Linked DNA regions of Mus musculus: region 2 is linked to region 1. Evidence: chromatin loops called from intact Hi-C (ENCODE). Cell type or tissue: left cerebral cortex. All regions are shown on one strand. Each heading gives the region's core, and the rest is flanking DNA. Links, peaks and the distances in the headings are about the cores only.

The links. Peaks named below come from ENCODE experiments on the same cell type or tissue, not always from the same donor. Only the 100,000 strongest peaks of a DNase experiment are listed, where the experiment ranks them.
Region 2: it touches region 1 in a loop (7-fold over the local background); 2 of 42 quality-filtered maps call a loop at or near these places.

The regions. Positions count from the first base shown.
Region 1 is chr1:128,783,784-128,792,121 of GRCm38, reverse strand. No RefSeq gene overlaps it. Among named protein-coding and RNA genes, the nearest start is that of Gm23056, 98 kb to the left of the region's middle. In left cerebral cortex, for the core only: a CTCF peak has its summit at 3,661 (motif pointing left); DNase peaks (open chromatin) are centred at 3,722 and 4,669.
Region 2 is chr1:128,463,179-128,471,516 of GRCm38, reverse strand. No RefSeq gene overlaps it. Among named protein-coding and RNA genes, the nearest start is that of Gm23902, 23 kb to the left of the region's middle. In left cerebral cortex, for the core only: no CTCF peak of the experiment used is centred there; DNase peaks (open chromatin) are centred at 4,075, 4,487 and 7,822.

The sequences.
Region 1 (8,338 bases), core at 29-8,028:
CCACCTTGTTTGTTGTGAGACAGGTCTCTCCCTGGCCTGCAATTCACCAAATAAGCTAGGCTGGCTGGCCATTAAATACCAGGGGTCCTTTTGTCTCTTTCTACCCTGCACTGAGATTTTGAGAACACATTACAGGGCCCAGCTTTTCCACATGGTTTCCGAGGCTCCTACTCAGCTCCTCCTGCTTGCCCAGCAAACATTTTTCCCCCAACTGAGCCATCTTCCAGCCCTACCTAACCCCGTTTTATACATGATGGAACTAAGTCTCAGACAAACTAAGGAACCTTCACACATCACCGATAATCAATGGAGTTACAGTTTGTGATGCTAAAGCCGGGGCTCTGGGTCTACCTTCCCTAAAAATTCTCCACCTCCATGATTATCACCCTTTTGCCTCTTCCTCCTTCTCATCTGCCTTTGTTACCACACCCTATCCATGTCCACACTAGCTCCTATCAGTTATCCAGGCTTCTCTCTCTCTGTCTCTCTGTCTCTCTGTCTCTCTGTCTCTCTGTCTCTCTCTCTGTCTCTCTCTCTCTCTCTCCCTCTCTCTCTCTCTCTCTGTCTCTCTCTCTGTCTCTCTCTCTCTCATTCTCCGTTACTATCCAGGAAGTTGTATCTGCCTAGAGATCCTAAGGACCACATCTCTAAATCACACCCCACGCCACACCACAGACAGAAAAGAACCCATTCTGCAGCAGGAAAATGACACAACCAGTGTCATTGGTGGTCATGAGAGCAGAGACACAGGAGCAGCCCCATTTGCTGGGCGCTTCTCCATCTGCTCAGCCACAGCTTCATGGCTGTGCTTTACTGATCCCTGTGGACATGCCGGGATATTTCACACATTACCAAATACACACATTAAAGTTGGTTAATAGCATTCAAGGAGCAGAGACTGTTATGTGAGAATAAAATGTACTGTAAAATGAGATTTTAGAGCTAGCGAATGGAAAAGACTAGAAACCTCCCCTCCCAGTAAGAGCCACCCAATAAGCGCTAAGCCCCGCCCCCCCCAGGAGTGCCTTCCTTATATGAAAGAAGCCCTCTACATCCCACAAACCTGAAAAAATAACACAACAGGAAGCCTGCGGCTGGGGTCTTTGACTCACTCTATCTACAATCGTGCACTGATTTTATCTTTATTACTATGAAAATGATGGGCAACTTTCTGACTTTTTTATTTACATGTATTTATATACTTATTTTATGTTTTGAGACAAGGTCTCGTGTAGCCCAGTGTGGTCTTGAGTTCTTGTTATGTGGCTGAGGGTTACATTGAACTCTTGATCCCCCATCATCGATTCCCCAGGAGCTAGAATTACAGATGTGTACCACCGTACCCAGTACCAGCCAGGGAAGACAGATGTGTACCACCATACCCAGTACCAGCCAGGGAAGACAGATGTGTACCACCGTACCCAGTACCAGCCAGGGAAGAAAGGTGGCCCAATGTATGTGTGGGTGTATGTTTGTCTGTGTCTGTCTCTGTCTCTGTGTCTGTCTGTCTCAGTGTTTATGTATATGTATGTGTATACATATACATGTATATGTATGTGTGTGTGTGTGGAATACAGATACACACATGCCATAGAGAACAAACAGAGATCAGTCCTCACCTTTCACCTTGCTTGAGACAGGGTCTCATCACTGTTGTGTGGGACAGGGGGTGATCTGGCTAGCAACATTTAGGGGATCCCCCTGCCTTTGCCTCCCACCTCTTTAGAAGTGTTGGAATTCTAGATACATGCCCTACAGTGTCCAGCTTTACCCGTGTTCTGAGAGTCTGAGCACATGTTCTCAGGCCTTACATGACCCTCTCAATAAGGGAGGCCTCATATAAGGACAAGCGACCTTTGAACACATGTGTAAAGGACACAGAGAGGGAGCCCTGTGCCTCTGTAGGAGGACATTCTGGCAGGAGGTTCAGTGCCTGCATGTAAGCTCTAGGACCCAGGCTTAGCCTACAGCTGGTCTGGGCTGTCCTTCCAGTGAAGGATGACACTGCCAGCCACCAAACTTGGCCACAAGTTCCAGGATATGTTTTTGCCTGTCAGGTTTCTCATAGACTCCCAAACCACCCAAGTGAAAAACCCCACATCTATGCCAAAGGCAAACAGGAGAGGGATTATTCCTTTTATCTGGGGCCTCACAAAAGGAGTCTTTTACTAGAGGGAAACTCCCTGGCACAAGGAAAATGGTTTGAGGTTTAGAGTTGTGATTGTTGATTTTTTTTTCTTTAAATAAATCCATTTCCTACACAAAGCAAGGAAGCCCTAAAGCATTAATGCATTTAGTCAGCTCCAGACACACTTCCCTCAGTCCCCAAAGGAAGCCTTTGCAAGCTGTCCTGCTGAGACAGGGACATGGCCCTCTGGGAAGGCTAGCCCTAACTGGGCTGGATTGCAAAGCTTTAGCTGTAGGCTGCCTCCTTGAGACGTGCTGGTACTGGCTACTTTATGTGCCCTGCTAGGGCCCTTAGAGAACCACGGGGACCCCTTCTATTCACCCTGGCCCTTGTGGCCCAACTCAGACCTATGCTTTTGTTTCATTGGGTATTTTTATTGGCATTTATTGTTTTATAGTCAAGGAAAATACGCCTTTGTAAGATTCAGAAAACATACAAGAGAACAAAGAACTGTGTTTGAAATCTCCATACCCCTCCCACCCAGAGAGAAGCAACAGAGGCAGCCACTCTGGCCTGCCACTTGCTCCTGAGGTTTCTGGGACTTAGATTGTCAATCATGTTTTGTGTCCAAAGCTCTCCCGGGAGATAGGGAGATGGTTCAATCTTCAAGGTACTGGCTGTCCAAGCTTGCAGACTTGAGTCTGATGTCCAGCACGTACATTAAAAGTCACACTTAGTGGTGCACCCTTATAGTCCTAGGACTGAGGAGGAAGAGAAAGGTAGACTCCTGAGGTTTGCTGGACAGACAGACATACCAGCCAAATCAGAGAGTTTCAGGTTAAAAAGTGAGCAAACTGGCTGGAGAGTTGGCTCAGTCGGTTAAGAACACTCGCTACTCTTGCAGAGGACCAGGGTTTGATTCCCAGCATCCATGCGGCAGCTCACAACCATCTGTAACTCCAGTCTGAGGAAATCCAATCCAACCCACACGCACAAGATTAAAATAAATCAATTCAAAGTATACCTTGTTTTTTTTTTAAATGTCAGACACCTTGTCTCAAAATCCAAGTTGGTCAATGCTTGAGGAATGACAGCCAAGGTGTTCTCTCTCTTTCTCTCTCTCTCTCTCTCTCTCATACAATTTTGGAGATATGATGAAATATGAGAAAGTAATGTCTGTGGATAAAAACCAAGCAAACAAGAGAAAAATACAATCATTTGTATAGCTAGCCTCTTCACCCAATGCCTCCTGCAGCCCATACTTTGTGTGCATTTGTGTGCATGTAGGTACATGTGTTGTGTTTATGTGCCTATAGGTATGTGCGTGTTTGTGTGTGTCGGTACATGTGTGTTTATGTACAAGCAGGTAACCTGTATGCCCATGTGTCTTATACATTATTTTTTACCTGGGAATTCCTTTTCTCTCCCCTCTTGTTCCCTTCCATATCCCTGGGATCCTGAGAGCTACAACTATAGAGCTACAGCTGCGGCTGAACAAGTTTCCTCACAGAGAGCCATCTAGAGGCATCAAAAGATCACTACCTCAACAACCGGCAAACGGTATCAAGGCCGGTGTACTGCTCCAGCAATGGCCAGATTGTTACACTGCTGCATCAGCCTGCAGGTTAATTGCTCCTGTGACAAAGACAGAGAGCCAACTGTCACCTACTACATTGAAGCGCTTAGGCCAGACTCTGTTGTGCTCCATAACCATTCTCATATTCTTCTGAAGCTTCCAAGAGACCAGAAAAGACGGAGCCTAAAAGAAGAGCAATAGCTTCACATTAGCCACCCATCTAGAAGGCTGCTCTTCGTTCTTATCCTCCACTCCCTCCCGCCCTGAGGCAGCCATCGGCCACTTCAGTAGCCTTGAAGGCATCCAGGGATGAACCAAACACTCTTTGTCTTTTTGTCATCTGATAGATCCGTGTCCCTTAGTTTCTGGTTTCTATTTGTGCAAAACCAAAAATTAAATTTCTGGTTTCGATCTGGCTCCTGGTTTCTGAAAGGATCTGGCCAAGGCTTTTGTTCATTAGTTTTTTTTTTTTTTTATTTCAAGCACATTTAGAGTCTCTGAAGTCGCCTGAAATAATTACCAGCCCACTGATTCTAATACACAGTTCATCATATTCTAACATTGACTGCCCAGGTGCAAATCTATATTCCCTTCAGACTTAAGAGCAAATTTCCCCTGAGTAATGCCTGCCCTGCTATTTTATCCTAGCTAATATTGATCTTCCTACTCTCCTCTGTAGCCCCTTGCAGTGTGCCAATAATTTTGTTATAGAAACCTTTTATTAATGGACTCTCGTGGCTTAATTTTGTTTAGGTAACTTTAGAAAAAAAAGACAAAAGAGCAACAGTTGGGGGAAAAAAGTGTTATTTGCTCCAAAAGTTAGGCCACCTGTGAAGTGGCTTGTAGGAGTTGAGGTGACAGTGTGAGTAGGCAGTGCTGTTATAAACAAAAGTTCTACCAGCTGTCACAGTGAGTCACCCGGAACAGGAGGATGTCCCACTAAGCTGCAGATTTTGATTATACCCTGAGCCGGGGTGGCACCAAGCCCAGAGTGACTGACACATCTAGACCTAAGCCAACCAGACACCTCGTGGGCTGACTGTGCCGGTGATGCCGAGACACCCAAACTGAGAAAGCCCAAGATGTACGTGGAGAAACTGTGGGTTGACATGTCCGACATGTTTGACGTGAGAAGGACTGTTTTGCCTCAAGACCAGCCTCTACCCAAAGCGATTAAATCAGTCTCTGAGACAGGAGCTAGTTTTTCCCAGGCCGACTGAGTTCTCTGAGAGACTGTTTCTTCAGAGTGAAAGTAATGACAGGAAAGACCAGACCCACAATCCCAGGGGCCTGACCACAGATGAAGCTGCCACCAAAACTCCCCAAGAGGAGGTCAGCGGCTGGACCCAGGGCAGAAGCCTTGCAGAGCTCACACCTGCTCAGACCTGGGCTTTCCAACCGCACTGGTTGGGCCTCTGTTGCCACAGACGCAGGTTACATCACACTCTGGTTGTTGTCAGGAGAAGTGACTGCACGCTGAGCGGAGGGAGCCATCTTCAAGTCTGCTTTTTATCCTGACATTGTAGATCTATCCTAGCTAGCTCTGAGATTAGAGAACAGAAGATAATTAAATCTACCATATGTTCTCTCTAAACACCTACCGTGTTAGCCTGGGATCATACCAGAAACTCTTTCAACCGAGGAAAGTTTAATATTAAGGTTGTTAAAGACAAATCATTCCTGCAAATAGGTAGGTGTTTGTATAGGTGGGTAAGATGATTGGTTAGATGGATTAGATGGATAGATGGTTGGCTGATGGTTGGCAGATGGTTGAATAGGTGGTTATGTGGGTGGATGAAGGATGGATGGATGGATGGATGGATGGATGGATGGATGGATGGATGGATGGATGGATAAAAGTTGGTTGTAGGGTGGATGGATGAATGATATAGGTAAGATGGATGAATGGATATGTATATTGGGTAGGTAAATATATAATGGGTATATATTATATATATGGATTAGTGCTTTATGTGGCAGATAAAAAAGGATAGAAAGGTAGATTAAGAGATGGAAAATGGAGGACTGAAAAGGAATCAGGCATAAATTCCAGAAAATGTAGAAGAAGAAATTAAGTAGCTATTTGCCTTGAATGCACAAAGATCCCTGCACTTAAAACAGAGGGGTGGATGTTGGGGACAGGATGCATATTGTTAATAGTAGGAGAAAACAAATCTGAGAATGTGAGATATCACCACACAGAAGATGGTTTAGAGAGAAGAGAGCAAACAGTATTGTGGTGCTGGTGGGGAATGGCAGAGAGAAGAAAATCTTGGGAAAGGCAAAAGAGCATTGCTTATCTTGGTAACTTTGGCAAAGTGTCTTTGATAGTCAAAACCTTGAGGCAGGCACAGTCTTACATCATCATATGACATCATTTCATGTAGCCATTTGTCCATACACTCTACTGATTCCTTCCCTTCACCAACTCATAGAATGTGTGCCAAAGGAACCTGAGAGGTGCTTTTTGGTTTAGAAGTGTTTACTATTGTGTCCATGTATAGACAAAACTAAGACCTGGCTTTCCTCAAGGGTTGTACAGGGTGAAAGCCTTTTACCCCCCCCCCCCACACACACAGCTGGAAGAGCTACATTCAATGAACTTATAAATAGCCTTTGACACCACTGGCACATAGAACTTGTCTTTTCCTGCCCCTCCTTCAAGTCTTTCACTGAACCCAGCAATGCTCTACTAAAGATCAGGAAAAGGAAACATATTTCAAGCCTCCTACCATTGTGCTATTTGTTGACAGTAGAAAATTTAGTAAAAAGGTTAAAGGGCTGGCTACAATGGCTTTAAGAGTCAAGTGTAAATTTTCTCTTGAGCAGGGACCATCAAGGAGCTAGGGGGTATAGTTCAGTTAACAAGGTACTTGTCTGGCATGAACAAAACCCTGGATTCCATCTCTACTATACTGGATAAAACACAACATAGTAATGTACTATGTAGGAAGTAAGTGGAGACAGGAGGATCTTAGGTTCAAGGTTTGGTTATAGAGTTAACTTGAGACTGATCTTGGCTACATAAGATCTAGTATTAGGAAAAAGAGAGAGAACGAAACAAAGAAACCGTGAGTTGATGAGTAATGCTGTTCTGAGAGGAGGGAAAGCCCTATGTAGCTCTGTTTTCACCAATAATATGCAGGATCTTCAAGGGCTGTGTGGGGACCCCACCACCCTTTCTCCAGCTGTTTCCAGTGTACTAAACCACCCTTCACATCATTTACATCAGTATCCCTATGCTGTTGCGCCAGTTATTCTTAACTGTTAACTTGACACAACCTATAATCATTTGGGAAGAGTGTTTCAATTGAGGAATTGTCTAGACCTGGTTGGCATGCTTGTAAGCGTGTCTATAGAGATAGTCGGTTGTCTTGGTCGCTAGTTGATATAGGAGGGCCCTGCCTACTGTGGGCGGCACCATTCCCTAGTTTTGGGGTGCATAAGAATTGTAAGGGGCTAGATGAGTATTAAGCAAATAGGTAAAATGGGTACATTCATTTCTCTCTGCTCTTGACTATGGATGTGATGTGGCTAGCTTCTTGAGTTCCTGCCAGTCATTCTCTGAAATGACAGACTGTAACTTAAGAGTCGTAAGCAGAAAATAATCCTTCCTCCCTATGTTGCTTTTGGTCAAGATATTGTATCACGGCAACAGGAATGAAATTAGAACAGGTGTCTAGAGGTTTTGTACAGTAAGTGGTCTCCAACAAATGCTTGTTAAACCAACATGTCCATACAATTTTGATGGAACTCATTTTGGAAAATAATTTGGTAAAAGTCTTCTAACTGAGAATATGGCTGTAGACCAGTCTTCATCCTCTTCATCTTTGAAAGGAGCCCTGAATTTTAACAAGGCCCATACCCAAGCTAGATACTATATTTTATAGAAATAGCATCTTTACACATGGTCATGTATCGTACCTGGTAGGAAATGGCATGAGTGTCCACTTGTCCCTTTGTCCCTTTACTAGCTGTGTTGATGAGAAGCTAGTAAACAGAAGCTGGATGCAGACAGTCCCAGTCACTCCTTCCGCTGGGACCACTAAGAGATGCTGTACTCTAAGAAATAAAACCTTCCTTCCTTAAGTTGCTTTTGACAGGTAGTTTGCTTCAGAAACATCTAAAGCAATTAATACAGACACCAAGACAGGGGAACCCTACGTACCTAACAGCAGAAACATCTGAAGTAATTAGTACAGACACCAAGATAAGGGGGAAACCCTACACACCTAACAGCAATAATAAAAATAATAATAAAAAATAAAATAAAATAAAATAAAATAAATAAAAAATAAAAAAAATAAAAAATAAAAAAAATAAAAATAAAAATAAAAATCACAAATAATAAAAATCACAAACTAAGCTTTTGTGCAATTGCACATGTATGGGAGAATGAATGTGTATGCATTCGTGCAGGTATGAATGCATGTGTATGTACATCCATGTGGAAGCCAGAGATCAAACTCATGGTATTCTTCCAGATCTATCTGGTCTGTTTTTGAAAAGGTGGTCTCCCACTGGGACTTTGAGCTCATCAGTTATGTTTGGTTGTCTGACCATCAAGCCCTATAAAATCCTCCTGTCTCAGCCTCCCCAGCAACAGGATTACAAATGCACACCATCACACACCG
Region 2 (8,338 bases), core at 260-8,259, 320 kb after region 1:
GTTTTAATTGAGAGAGAGTGTGTGTGTGTGTGTGCGCGCGTGCGTGTATGTGTGCATATGCATGTGTGTGTGTATGCACGTGTGTACTGGTAAACGCTTATGTATGTATGTATGTATGTGAAGACCAGAGGACAGCCTCAGCTGTCCTTTCCCAGATGTTATCCATCCTGTTTTTCCGACAGGGTCTCTCACTGCTGTGGAGTGTACCACGTAAACTAGGCAGGCTGGCTATCAAGCCGTAGGGATCTGCCTGTTGCTGCCTCCCCAGTGCTGGGATTGCAAGCTCTAGATCCTACACCCAGCTTCTTCTTCTTCCTTTTTTTTTTTTTTTTTTTTTTTTTTTTTTTTTGATTGAACACATGTCCTCATGCTTGCTTCAAGGAAAACATGTTATCAAGAGAGTGATCTCACTAGCCATTTAACTTTTTAACCAGTTCTACTTCAAACAGCAGCTGCCATATCAGCCAGTTAGGTATGAAATCCAAATATTTGTCAATGCTGTGCCAGATGCACCACCGTTGGCAGTGGCTCTACCCAGTGCTGAGAGTGAGCCAGGATGACGGAGGGATCACAGCCCATCTGAGGCAGGTGGGTGGGGCTGAAGAGAAGCAAAGCATTGCCTTTTCCCTCCCACAGAGCTATTTTCTATTTGGCTAAAAATAATAATATAAAGCCAGAATGCATTAAATAATGATAACTACTAGGTGAAAATAAAATCACTTATAGCTGAGAATTTTTCTCACTAATTGCTAAACTTTCAAAACATCGCCCCCCCACCCCACCCCACCCCACCCCACCCCACCCCCGCCGCAACTAGTTTCGACATTTTGCCTATGTGGAGCTTTGAAAGATGATTTTAGAGACATATGTGTTCAACCTTTTGAAAAGATTTATCTTGCTCTCTGTGTATGTGTATATATGTATGTATGTATGTATGTATGTATGTATGTATGTATGTGTATGTATGTACGTATGTATGCATATGCCCAAGTAAGTATTGCTGTGTGTCAGACAATAGAGGTCAGAAGATGATCTGGGGCTGGATTCATGGGTACTCGTGAGCCTCCTAATGGGCTGACTAGAACACAACTCTGGTCCTCTGTAAAAGCGGCAAGTGCTCTTAACCATAGAGCCATCTCTCCAGCACCCTACCTTTTGGGTTTTTTTTTTATTTTTTCTTTGTTTATTTGCATTTCTATTTTTGTTTTTAGAGACAAGGTCTGTTAGTATAGCCCTGGCTATCCTGGAACTTTGTAGGCCATGCTGGCCTCGAACTCAAAGATTCACCTGCCTCTGACACCCAAGGTCTGGGACTAAAGGCGTACAACAATCTGCCTTGGTTTTTTGTTTTTTTTGCTTTGTTTTGTTTTTGTTTGTTTTATTTTCAGTGTCTCACTGCGTAGCTCAGACTAGCCTCAAGCTTGCGTCTTCCTTCCACAAGCTCCCAAATGCTGGGATTACAGGTGTGCCCGTCACACCTGACTTCATCCAGCTTTTACATGTGTAAGACAGGTGAAAGAGAGAAATGAAGTATTTATTAGTGGCCTGGAGGATTTGAGGTACAAATCCCAGGCAGGTAGTATATGCCTACAGACGACCACACCCTAGGAAGAGAGACTTAGCAACCGTATATAGAGCGAATAAAATGGAAAAAAAAAAACTGTGATCAAGAATATCAGGGGACTAGACATGTGGCTTAGTTGGTAGAGTGCTTGACTAGTAGCATGCACAAAAGCCTGGGCTCCATCTTTAGCACAGGCCTAAAGTGGACATAGTGGTATACACCTGTAATCCCAGTTGAGAGGAGGAGAAGGAGAAAGAGGAGGAGGAGGAGGAGGAGGAGGAGGAGGAGGAGGAGGAGGAGGAGGAGGAGGAGGAGGTGGAGGAGGAGGAGGAGGAGGAGGAGGAGGAGGAGAAGGAAGAGGAAGGAGGAGGATCAGGAGTTCAAGATCATCTTCCAGAGGCCTTCCTAGGCACAAGAGACCCCATCCAAAAGAAAAGAGAAAACAAAAGCAAAACATAAAACCACTGATCATGCAAGGTTTGAAAGAACCTAGACCAAGAGATTGTAGAAAAGCCAACGGGTGGCGATGGCAGTGGCCTAGCAAACTTAGAGGAGCAAAACAGAACAACTCTGCTTTTCAGAAAAGGCGAGATGATGTCAGTGTTATGGGGGATCCCTTGTGGGAGGACCCCAAGCCTCAACCACAGACCAGAGGTGGCAGTGGGGAAACAGGGCCCTCAAGACAAGCAGCTGGGGAAAGAGAAGAAATGATGTAAGAGGCTCTGAGGAAAGGCTCTTGGCCACTGCTCCATGTGGAGGATGTGAGACAAGAGAGGCAAGAGGAGCAGAGAGTTCCAATGGACAGAAGCTCGTTATAAGCAAAGGTTCTCGAGGCGCTAGGAAGACAGTTCACTGGGTGAAACTCCTGCACACAAACTTGAAGTCCTGAGTTCGGATCCCCAGAACCTACATAAAGCCATGCATGCCTAATCCCAGTGCTCCTGCAGTGAGATGGGAAGTGGAGACAGGAGAATTCCTGGAAGCTTGAGGTAGCCTGTTGTATAGCAGCCACAAATAAGAAGCAACCAGTCAAGCCGGGCAGTGGTGGCGCACTCCTTTAATCCCAGCACTTGGGAGGCAGAGGCAGGCGGATTTCTCAGTTCGAGGCCAGCCTAGTGTACAAAATGAGTTCCAGGACAGCCAGGGCTACACAGAGAAACGCTGTCTCAAAAAAACGGGGAGAGAGAGACTCCAACAAGGTGAAAAACAGAGAGCTAAAGCTATCTTGTGACTGCCTGTCACTGCCACACATGCACCATAGCACCAATGTGCTTTCTTCATCTTTCTGTCTTTCTCCCCAACCCATGAGACTTAAAAATAAAAGCACTGTCTAAGGCCACAGCACCCTGAACACTCCCAATCTCATCTAAAGAATGAAAGCCATCAAGTGAACCTGCAAGGGTTAACTCCACAGCACAAAGCCCCCACCCAGCTCACCACTCCCCTACCCCCACCCCAGGAGTTCACTGACAGAAAATCTGAACCAATAAGTAACTATTAAATTACTTTACATTATGTAAAACAGTGCCAGGTACACAGTAGAAGCTAATTGAGTATTCATTGATTGACTGACTACTGCAATAAACTGAGAAATAAATCTGGGCACAGACCTTAAATCGTCGTTCATCTGCCCCGATGTCTACCTAAAAGCATCCGAGGCGGGAGGTACATCTGGGAAAAGTGGGAAATTTGGGTTTGTATCCTGGCTCTGCCTCTAACTTGGATGTAATGCCTTACCAAGACCAGTAAAAGTTACTGGGGAAAGGAGAGAGAGATGTTTTCTTAGGTGGTTTAACCACTGAAAAGTCACCCAGAATCTCCTCCCCCACCTGTGTGCCCATTGAAGCTCATTGGAACACACACACACACACACACACACACACACACACACACACACAAGATGTGGTAGTAGGAGACCAGTTAAGAAGAAAAGAGGGATCCACAGGAGTAGGAGAGGAACAAGAAAAGATAAGATGCCTGTGACTATGACCACAATACATTCAGCACATGTATGAAAATGTCATGATGAAACCCACTGGTATTTATAATGCATGATAAAAATTTCATGTCATGAAAAGGGCTGGAGTATACACATTCAGTATTCAAAACTGTACTCTAATAGTTGGCTCTTGTTCAAAATTCTTAATTAATATAGTCTTGTTTTATGAAGTGACATATATAGTTCCCTGTAGTTGGACATGTCTGTTAATTACATTAGTCATCTAAAAAAATCTTAATTTTATGATATAGACCTGACCAAAGGACTGAAAAAAAAGGAAATGAAGCAGTTGTTGTTGTTGTTGTTGTAGCATGCTTCCCAGCATCCTATGGTCATAGAAATGCATCTTCTTGTTAAGTGATAAAGATCATCACACTTTTAGTCTCCTTCTTATAAGACTCTTGGCAATTGGAAGAGGTTTCCCATCAATTTTGATTCTCATGACTTCACACTAAGGAAATGTCTGTGGAGAAGTGCTGTCTCTGGCAGCTCCAAGCTCTTGATCATCTGAGAGTCAATACAAGTTTCACAGACGTGTCACAGGAGAATAGAAAAGAAGTTCCTTTGTTACTAAACATAAATCCGAAGACTAAGCGATTTCTTCTATGCTCATCATAGAAGTGGGATCCTCCAAAATAGAAAAGGTTTTCTGTGTTTTGATGATATTTTGCATTATAATGAGTGTGTGTGTGTGTGTGAGAGAGGGGGGGGGAGAGAAAGAGGGAGGGAGGGAGAGAGAGAGAGAGAGAGAGAGAGAGAGAGAGAGAGAGCTCAAGTGTGTGTATTTGAGACAGTCTTGTGTGGTTCAGGCTGATTTTGAATTCACCACGAATCCAGAATGACCTATAAAATTTCATGCACTTCCCAAGCTCTGGGTTTGTATGAGTGTGTCATCACACCAATTTGTGTGGTGCTGAGGATGAAATCCAGGACTTTGTGAATGCTAGGCAAGCATCCAACCAACTGAGCTACATCCCCAGTCTGCACCATATGGAACTAGATCCATCTCTTGGAGCAGTTCATATTAAAATTTTCTTTATACTCTCCATAACATTTAAGAGGGGGTAGGGGCTTTTGCTGACAGCTTAAAAATAATGAAGCTTCTTAAATAGTAAATAGCTCTAACACGTTGTGCCCTTGGACAACTAAGAGTTAGGTGTGTGTGTGTGTGTGTGTGTGCACTTCCTTGTACATGTGGACACCGAAGGCTAAGTGTATTCCTTGATGGCTCTCCACTTTGTTTTTTGAGACAGAGCCACACACTGACCCTGAGGCTCATCCATTTAGGCTATGCTGATTGGTTACCCTGTCTTCACCTCCCCAGATATGACCTGTATCTTCATGCCCCAGCCTTTAAAGTGATTTCTGAGGATTGAACTCGGGTTCTCTAGGTTGCAAGGCAAGTGCTTTTCCCTACTGACCCATCTGCCTGTCTACTGATTTCCATATTTTCAAATGGAAAAAAAATAATAATTATACAGAGTAATGGCTACATTGGCCAAAAATGGAAGCAGAGTTCCTCTCCTAAGACAGAACAAGAACACTCTGCATTCTATCATGAGATAGATGCCAGGGGAGGCCTGTGACCAGTAATGCTCATGTCTGAGGCAGGTTTGGAACTCCTCTATCCATATTCTCTTTCCGTGAGCACACACTCACATCTGTAAGATCACTGAGACTGAGACCTGTGAGCACACACTCACATCTGTAAGATCACTGAGACTGAGACCTGTGAGCACACACTCACATCTGTAAGATCACTGAGACTGAGACCTGTGAGCACACACTCACATCTGTAAGATCACTGAGACTGAGACCTGTGAGCACACACTCACATCTATAAGATCACTGAGACTGAGACCTGTGAGCACACACTCACATCTGTAAGATCACTGAGACTGAGACCTGTGAGCACACACTCACATCTGTAAGATCACTGAGACTGAGACCTGTGAGCACACACTCACATCTGTAAGATCATTGAGACTGAGACCTGTGAGCACACACTCACATCTGTAAGATCACTGAGACTGAGACCTGTGAGCACACACTCACATCTGTAAGATCATTGAGGTTGAGAGTGCAGTATAACCAGACAAAGGAAGAAAGCTCTCTGACCCACGCTGACCTCTGACATTGATCCCATTAACTAACCAAATGGGCTAGCCTCTCTCATAGTTGTAAGACATTATGTGTAAGGCTTAAGAAGAATCAGCAAAAGATCAGCTTTAAGGATACCTCTGACTTGATCCCTTTCATTTATTAACCATAACCTGGAGAGTACATCCACACATTATCTTTACCTTTAAATATTTTTTTCCATGTAATGAGATATGGGACTTCAGAGAAACCAAAGACTCTTTCCCTTCATATCTCTCAAATTTATTCTTCAATATACTTAAGACAAATTATAAATGATAACTTTTTTCTTTAGTTAATTACTTTATGACAATCTCTACCAGTCAATTCCCAAAGGTACAGGTCTTCTCCTTATGGTCTGCAATCCATACCCAGCATTTAGCAAGAACTGGGTACCTAGTAGATGTTTAAGATGAATATGCTGGGCTGATAACAAATCTCAGTTGCGTTGTATGCTTGCCTAGAATTCGTGAATCCCTAGGTTTGGTTCCTAGTACCACATCAACCTGGTGTGATGGCTACCCCTGTAACCCCAGAACTGGAGAACAGAGGGTCAGAGGGCCAATGTTATCAAGATGAATTCCAGGCCAGCCTAGGAGTTTTAAGACCCCATATAAACAAACGAACGAACAAACAGTGCACTCACTGAGCTAGCAGTGATGCCGCGTACGCTTTAATTCCAAAGCCCAGGAGCCTACTGGAGGAGAATGGCAAGTTCAGGGCCAGCCTGAGCAAAACAGTGAGACCTCATCTAAAACAAACATTGTTGAGTAATTGAATAAATAAGGAAATAAATAATCAGGGATCGTAAGACTAAACCCAAGCCCATAACTATCTCATAGGATTAGATAAACACCTACTATTTTATTATTAGATAGAAAACTTGCCCTACCTTCCAGAATTCTGTGTTCTAATGAAATAGATTTATAATAATATGATGGCTAACACTGCAGTTGTATTCCAGACACATTAACTCATGTACAACAACTCTAGGAGGGAGCTACTCAGTGTGTATGAATACTGAGGCACAGTGAAGTAAGTTGCCCCAAGTTCATACGTCTAGTACCTCTAGTTCCAGGCGGACTTATGTGTAAATATAGACTTTCTCCCTTTGTGTTGCTGAGGCTAGAACCTAGGGCCCCATATAAAGCCTTATCCACAACAGGCAGAGATATTCTACCACAACTACATCCTCAGCCCCCAGAACTGTGGTTTGGATTTGTTTGTTTGTTTGTTTGTTTGTTTTCTTTAAAATGGGGTCCGCTATTTAGCCCAAGTTGGCCTCAGATTCTCTATCTACCTATTCTTGTCGGCTGATCTCAGATTTTATATAGTTGAGGATGACCTTGAATTTCTGATCTTCCCATTTCCATCTTCTGAGTACTAGGATCACAGGCGTGCACTACAAAGCCCAGTTCTATGAAGTACTGGGGATCTAACCCAGGGCTTTCTGCTTTCCATGCAACACTCTACCAGCTGAGCTACAGCCCTGGGCTCAGAAGTCATACATACTGTTAACACAACACTTTGGTAGCTTGTTCTTTGATAAGCCAACAGACTAATGCCAAGAGAAGCCATGGGAGGGATCTATATAGGATTTGAGGAAGCAGGGGAGGAACAACTGGGTGCAAACCAAAGGCACAGCAAAAACCAAGAGTGAGCCCATGCATGCTGCCAGGGAAGATCTCTCTGGGAAGGGTTGTGCACTACATACAGAGCAATGCAGTGATTCCCTGTGGGTTGGAGTCAGTCTCCCCCTCCCTCTGCTTGCTCATTTCAGCCTTGGTAGCACTGTGAGTGCTTCAGTGTGAGCTCTGTACAGGAGTCAGGCTCGGGCTTCAACAGTTGAATGAGGATTTTGGAATGGGGCTATCAATGACCCAAAGTTCAGAGCTGAAGATGCAACAAGAGTCACCCACACAATACACGGAACTGTTCTTCATCTTGGCCCTCCCCCCCTCTCTCTTTCCCCTCCTTCTCCAAGAGGAAGGACCTGTCTCTTCCAGTCTCCATATATGTCAGGTCTTTCAACTGGGATCACTTCCTTTAATTAAATGATAGGCTACGAGTGCGGCTTCTGGTTCCACTTCTCCTGTTTCCAGGGGAGACACCATCCCACTCACACCTCTCTCACAAGGCTCCAAAATTACCCTAGTTTGTAGACTTGGTTCCTCAAAGTAGTTCAACGGAACTTTGAATTGCAAGGGGAAATTGCACGTTCCTCTGGTGGTGCAATTTTTAAACAGCTTGATGAGACCAATGCAGTTGGAAAGAAGATAGTATTTAATTCATGCCTTCTCGGAGGCAGTTATCTTTAATTAGCTCTTTGGTCACTGAATCAATAAAGCAAAGACCCTTTTCTATGAGATAAGTTATAGGAAGTTAAATAAAAGAAAGCTTCCACTCAATTAAAAGTTACTTTGGGGCTAGCACTATGGATTAGTGGGTAAAGGAGTTTGCTGCCAAGCCTGACCACCAGAGTTCCATCCCTGAGACCCTCGCATGGTGGAAGGAGAGAACCAATTCCCAGAAGTCCTCCTTCCACCACACAAACACACGTGCACATTAATAAATGAAAATGGGGGTGGGGCTGGAGAGATGGCTCAGCGGTTAAGAGCACTGACTGCTCTTCCATA